2 separate regions of the Homo sapiens genome follow, and region 2 is linked to region 1. The links are chromatin contacts, found by Hi-C or POLR2A ChIA-PET in ENCODE. All regions are on one chromosome and are shown on one strand. Each heading gives the region's core, a stretch centred on a gene start or an enhancer-like site at or near the end of the contact. The rest is flanking DNA. Distances are from core to core; before and after follow the strand shown. Region 1 has its middle 56 kb from the start of LINC02725. Region 2 overlaps FLI1 (Fli-1 proto-oncogene, ETS transcription factor).

The links. Hi-C counts contacts between places; a loop is a spot of excess contacts on that map. ChIA-PET counts read pairs that join two places held with the same protein, here RNA polymerase II (POLR2A). Pooled maps may share reads with other maps.
Region 2: a pooled map shows a loop between it and region 1 (3-fold over the local background). The contact joins two enhancer-like sites. A Hi-C loop is called at or near these places in 1 of 168 maps with a recorded cell type or tissue (naive thymus-derived CD4-positive, alpha-beta T cell) and 7 of 50 pooled maps. POLR2A ChIA-PET finds 5 or more read pairs at or near these places in 1 of 52 experiments (common myeloid progenitor, CD34-positive).

What each region holds. Positions count from the first base shown.
Region 1 is chr11:128,037,625-128,040,958 of GRCh38, forward strand. No RefSeq gene overlaps it. Among named protein-coding and RNA genes, the nearest start is that of LINC02725, 56 kb to the right of the region's middle. Within about 2 kb of position 1,692, at least 9 of the 41 ENCODE cell types and tissues checked have a DNase peak (open chromatin) inside an H3K27ac peak, as active enhancers do.
Region 2 is chr11:128,734,931-128,738,311 of GRCh38, forward strand. The region is part of intron 1 of FLI1 (Fli-1 proto-oncogene, ETS transcription factor); the gene reads left to right. Among named protein-coding and RNA genes, the nearest start is that of SENCR, 41 kb to the left of the region's middle. Within about 2 kb of position 1,426, at least 6 of the 41 ENCODE cell types and tissues checked have a DNase peak (open chromatin) inside an H3K27ac peak, as active enhancers do.

The sequences.
Region 1 (3,334 bases), core at 442-2,941:
ACACCATGAGAGGAAAGCATTTCCAGGAGGAAAAAAATTCCAATTCCCCTTCCTTCTTTCCTTCCTTCCTTCCTTCCTTCCTTCCTTCCTTCCTTCCTTCCTTCCTTCCTTCCTTCCTTCCTTCTTTTCTTCCTTCCTTCCTTCCTTCTTTTCTTCCTTTTTGGGACGGAGTCTCGCTCTGTCGCCCATGCTGGGGTACGGTGGCACAATCTCGGCTCACTGCAGCCTCCATCTCGGGTTAAAGCAATTCTTTTGCCTCAGCCCCCCGAGTAGCTGGAATCACAGGTGCAGGCCACCACACCCAGCTAATTTTTTTGTATTTTTAGCAGAGAGGGGGTTTTACTATGTTGGCCAGCCTGGGAGCTCCTGACCTCAAGTGATCCACCCGCTTCGGCCTCCCAAAGTGCTGGGATTACAGGAGTGAGGCACAGTGCCCAGCCCAATTCCTTATACTTTAAATGACTCATTTGCCATAGCCCTTTTATTTCATATATTTGTGCAGCGGTCTTAACTCCCCCCCTAAGCTCTTGCATAGGGGCGGGGACCGCGGGCTCTCTCTGAATAGCAGCCTGAGCTGAATGAGGTTCACGGGGTGGCGAGCCAGCAGAGGGGCTCTGTGGAAGGAAAGATCCCGAATGCCCCTCTCATTCTGTGCATCCTCAGATGTTATTTTACTGACTGGAATTTTTTAACGGCTAAAACCAGGACAAAATATGCTTAACAATTCAATACATTTTCTTACAAATAAAAGGAGTAAAATAAATGTATATTCTCCTGCAGAGCTGATCTGGAAGCGTCCTCACACACCCCTTTGCCACCTGGTGGCATCCCCGTTTCTCTTGGATTCCTGAGATGTCCACTGATGTTGTTGTCAGAAAGCATTGAACTCTTCCCTCCCACGATGCAGCGTGTCTGGCTGCCTCGGATATTCACATACCAGTCCAGCTGCCCAGCTCTTTACCCTCTGATTCTTCCCTCCTCCTTCTTCCAAGTCAGAGAGGGACACTGGCTTGTTATCTTTGGGCCCGCAGGTAACGTTTCTACATCGTTCCGGGCCTCACTATTTTTCCCATGTATAGATTAAGGAGATTGTTGTGCTCATCTTTAAATACCCACCTCAAATATTTTCTCTTCCCTTAGCCTATTCCATCTTCCCTATGGGTCTGCCCCGAGAGCTGCTTCTGTGTTCCCAGCGCAACTGAGTATGGTGGCTGTCTCAGCCCTTACCACAGGGCACTGTGAGAGATTGCTGGCCTGTGTCCTCTCTCGATCAGTGAGCTCCTTGGATTCAGTAACCACGTCTTACATGTCTTTAAATCCCAATGATCTGGTTAAATGCCTGATGTCCAGATGCTGTTCCAGAAATGTCAACGCACTGGACCGACATTGGTCCAAGAGGTCACGAATGTACCTTCTTATCCTAAGTGCCCTGCTTTTCCTAATTCTTAATGCAAAGTCAGCTATGTGTCTCTCTATTTATTTTTTTATTGTATGAACAGCGTAAAATGTCATGGAAATTTTGTTCTGCATCTTATCTTATTCATCTTGGTTCACTTCCTTTTATTACACAAAACTTTCATGGTCATGTGGTAAGATATTACTCCACTCTTACAGAGGGTTAGCATTAAAGAAATAAGCAAAGGAAATGTCAAAGGTATTCTGGGAATTTAACTCAAATTATTGTCCTTCCTCATGTTGACCCCTAGGGTGAGCAAGGACTGTAAAATACAAAACAATGAATAAACAAATACCAAGGCCACATCCGTGGTATACAGTGGAAAGTGTGGTGTATATGACCTGTGTGTGGTGTATATATGTGGTGTATAAGAAGGTGTAGTGTATGTGGCTTGTGTGTAGAGGACTTTCAATATCTCTGACTGTTCTGCTCAGGGATACCCTTTATAGCCAATTCCAAGTGCATATAGAGCTTCAAAATCCCCAGGCAATACCACCCGTGTTAAATATCCTCTGACCAAGGGAGAGTATAGGCTCTGTGTGTAAGCTTGGAGTGGCTCGCCAAGATCATCTGTGTACAATCGTGTCATTTTTCATAAACTTTTTCTGAGTCCTGAGGAAGAAACAGCCTTGTGGCCACCATCCATCATTTCTAAAGCTAGCAGCAAAGCCATCCTTGGCAAGACTCCTGCTCTCTAAGCCAAACCACCAACAGCTACTCTTTCACACAAGACTTCCTGGCCTAACCTACACTCTGCTAACCACACAGGCGACGCCCTTCATGACTGTGTTGCAAGGCAGTCATCGCCAGGGTGCAGGCAGCTGGGGACAGAAGGCATATGAAACCAATTTCAATGTGTGGGCAGTAATTTGTAGAGCTTTTGTGGAGTGTGAATTGTGACAGAGGGTAGGGATGGGCTTAACACGGGTCAAAAATGGATGGTCTTTGTAAGAACAAGTTGGGGAAATGCGTGAGGATTTTATGGGGTAATTTTTATGTAATACTTTATTATCCTTTTCACACATATATTAGAAATTGTTGAAGCCATCCCTTCGCCCTCCATATTTGCATAGCATTTTATGTATTTTATATTATTTATTACGATCTTTCATGAATTAGTAATGTATATGCCAGTTTTCCCTGGTAGACCTAGTAGGAGAGGCATTACCATTCATCTATTTGTATCACTTCCACAGTGTCTGGAATAGTGACTGATTTTTGAGTGCCTTTTTAACATGAGTGACATTTTCCATGCTTAATTGATATATGTTTAACTTACTTAATTTCATTATTAAAATAAAGGTAAAGCACAAAACAAAGCGACACTTATTATAAGAAGTCGATGAGCAAAAGTAATCAATTCCAGAGGTTTTGAAGAATACATTCTGACTCTTGGTGATCATTTGTGTGTCATTTGATGAACATGTTTTGGATGACAGTTGAGATTTTTATGTCATTCAGTTTAATTAGCACTTCCATGTAGACTTTCATTTTAATAAATGTCAATCTTTTTTTTCTAAAATATTAACAGTACAAGGAAAGAAAGAGACAAAAGTAATAAAACCACAAATAGGACGACCGAGCTGGAGCTCAGCCATCTAACAGATGTTCCCATGCCAGCATCAACCTGGCTTCTCTCACAGCCAGATCGAAATCAGTCTTTACTTTCCACATGGACAGGAAGGTAAATATTCAGATAATGTGCAGAAGAAAGATTTAGCTGTGATATGATTTGAGGCTCAGGGAGCCTGGAAACAACTGATTATTGAAGCAGAGAGTGTTGAAATAACATGTTGTTTTAAAATTCTTCAGTGGGAGACTAATATTTCAACACATTTGAATGACTTCCTTGCAGCAAAATGCTTAGGCTTAAAACAT
Region 2 (3,381 bases), core at 176-2,675, 700 kb after region 1:
GTGTTTGTGGGCAAAGAATGCAGCTGAGAAAGTGCAGCCTCGTGGAAAGGGCCCCACGGAAGGGAGTCCAGAGGGTTGGCCTCACACTCTTCCCCTTCCCGCTTTATGACCACGAACGTAGTCCTTCAGAACCTTTGTTTCTTCATCAGCAAAGTGGGGGAGGGGAATAATCCTGCCTTCTTCTCCAGTTTATTAGAGTAATTAAATAAGATTATAGATGTGGGAAGGCTCCTATTAAGATCAATGTCTTAAACTATAAAATAATCTACAATTTTCCTTGTCATTATTATTACTGATAACAACAAAATGAGGGGAAATAAGTCTAGAAAATGCATCATCTGCCTGTTCCATTAAAAAGAGACAGAGGCAGAGATGGAGCTGGACACAAGAATTCAACCAGCCTAGGACTTTGTTCTGGCACCTCAGTGTATATTTAAAGTCCTGTATAATAACATAGAAGTAATCATGGTTATCGCTTATTTGTATTGATGGATTTAAGGTGGGCTTTTTATTTCTAAGGTTTGGATACATCTAAGAAAATAGCATACTTCCTAAGATACCATTTGATTTTAATTTTCAGAGAGCTGATCACCAATTTGGGAGAACTTTGTGACTGTATGTTTGGTATAATTCCTTTAGAGATCAATTTGATGATGGAGAAATAATCCTCACATTATCCACATTATCAGATGTCTAGATAAGATAGGAAAGGTAACTTTATCACAGCTGTGTGACCCATGATGGCCTAGGTAGCTGAGTGAACCAGAAGTCTGAACTTGGAAACTAAGTTGTAAAGTTCTTATGAACTTCCTAGGGCTTCCTGAGCCTCCCCCCACCTTTAGATGCCAAGTCTCTTTGCAAATTCATATCATTCCTGCAAACAGAAAATAGTATTTAGAATAATAAGATGTTTTTCAAATTTTCCTTCAAGGGTCCTATGAGCTGGCCTGATAAATTGTTTAACTTTGAAGGGAATTTTGAACAAATAGGACAAGACAATCGAAACACGTATCTAGAATTAGGACATGGTTGATCCCGAAGTTCTTAAATACTGAAACCTCCTTGTGGTATGCAGAGGCCAAATTGATCATCTTTAGGCAGAGATTCCTTAGACATGATCGATGAGGCTATCCATCTAGCGTAACACTGAGACTTTCTTGTGTAAACCCCTCACACCCACTAAACAGGAAATGCAAGCTACTAGAGCTGAACATTCAACCACCCCCTAAGTCCCCACCCTCCACCCCCGCCCAGCATAAGAACATTATTCTTTGCTTTCCTTTCCGAAGAGCTGTAGGCATTCATTCATATATGCAGAGCAATCAGACATCATTAGACAAAGAACACCTGATAATAATTCTCACATTTTGGAATCTTAAGAAACTTCCAATGAAAGGGGTGATACGAGTTGGTAAGCCACAGCTTTTGGCGGTAGCATGAGCCCTCTGGCTTCTGAAACCCTAGAGGCCACAGATAAGATACACTCTTGTAGCAGGCTTGTCATACTTGAAATTCTAACTGGTAGCTTGATATCCTGAGTTGCTTTCTCACTTGAGCAACTTTGGTTGAGAATGTAGGAACCTGGAAAGATTTCTTGAGACATGCTCATTTTAGACACACCCAGAAACATGCCAGGTACAGATGACAATTTCCACTATAGGTAAAACATCTCAAAACAGAAGCCTAAGCTGACAGTGGACCAATAACTGCATTGTTTATTGGTTTCCCAAGGCAAATGTTCAGCAAATTCTGTATATATAATCAACAGAAAATTTTGTTCAGATTCTAGAAAAGATAGCTGCTGTTTTGTATATGTGTGTACTTTCTGCTATAGTAGTATTTGCATAAGTTAAATATTTTCAGTGCAATTTTTATTAGTTTTCAAAATGCACTTTTGTGGGTATCTGTGTGTATGCAGGTGTGTGGGGAGAACCATGAACAAGACAAAGACCCCTTGTCACTGAGGGCAGAGCCTGACTCAGCATCCCAATACAGCCCCTGGTTTGCATTCTTCCCAAAGGAGGCACATTCTAACAAACAAACAACCATGCCAAGCCTCCGACCACAAACCCAACCAAACATTTTCAAAAAGATGTATATATTTCTGTGAAAGAATATGGATATCTTTCAGTGCTCAAGAGGCAGTATTCTGCAGTAGATCTAACTCAAGTGGATAGGGACTTCGGAAAGCCCTTTTTCAAACTGAGTTTGTTGAATCCAGCTAGCTACATGGAAGGGATGGCAGGGCTCAGTGGGAGCAGGACACAGTAGGGGAGGCCAGGGTGCAAGCTCATCCACTCCCTCATCTGTAAAATGGGTTAGTTCCCTGACCACCTCACCACACTATTGTCAGGCCTCCTTCACTGGGAGCTGAAAAAGACAAACGCTGAAGCAGAAAGGAGGGTTTTTACAAACAAGGCTTGAATGATAGACACATATGGGGCATGCGTCTCCCATCACAGCCCCCACCACACCGGAACACGAGCTCTGTTCAACATGGTCCTCCTCTCTAATGTCTATGAGTTCTAGAACTTGAACAAATCTTTGTCAAGAATGTAGTCCAGCTCTGTCTCCAAACCATGAACTCATCTGTGAACAAGACATTTCTATTTTCCTTTATCTTTAAAAATTTATTTTAAATGAAATAAATGATGCATGAATGTATTCTGTAGAAAATTTAAATAGAGATCGAGGAAAAGCCCTCTTGCCTCAGGGTACCCCATAATCTCACTTCCCATCCTAGAAATGGCCATCCAGGGCTTATTGAGGTACCTAAGATAGCTTATGTGAATGATGTCACTTTTAGCCTTAGGAAATGTTCTTTTGGGCTCAGTTCCAGTTACTTTTGTTGTGAGGTTCTTGTGGAAGGTTCACTTTCTATCTACCTGCAGACAAATGCTCGGAGCTTATGATATATAACATCAAGGGCTTGCTTGGCTGTCAGAAGTAGGATTGCTTAATCAAAACCTGTGTGGAAATAGCCTGTTATCTCTATGGACTTAAATGGTCATCAGCAGTTCCCCAAATTCAAGACTCCCATGACAATACCATTGAGTTCTGAAGCTGGAAGGGATCAACAAGACGAGGTTCTACCATTGTTTGAGCCTTAACAAGTCATGGCAAGGTTTTACCTTAATATTGTCATTATTACAGTATAATTTTAGAAGAATGAGTTTATAGGGGAGCAAACATTCTCCATGCTCCCCTTAACGTCACCCTGCTCTCCTGACTTAAGTGCCATCCGCCTTATTTTATAGAAGAAAATACTGAAACTCAAGACCCGCTACCTGGGCAGGGGAGGAGCAGAGACCAGAACCCTGGACCTCTGGCTCCATGCTGTTTCTACTCTACACTCCATCTTCCACATCTGCTTTTTGCTAA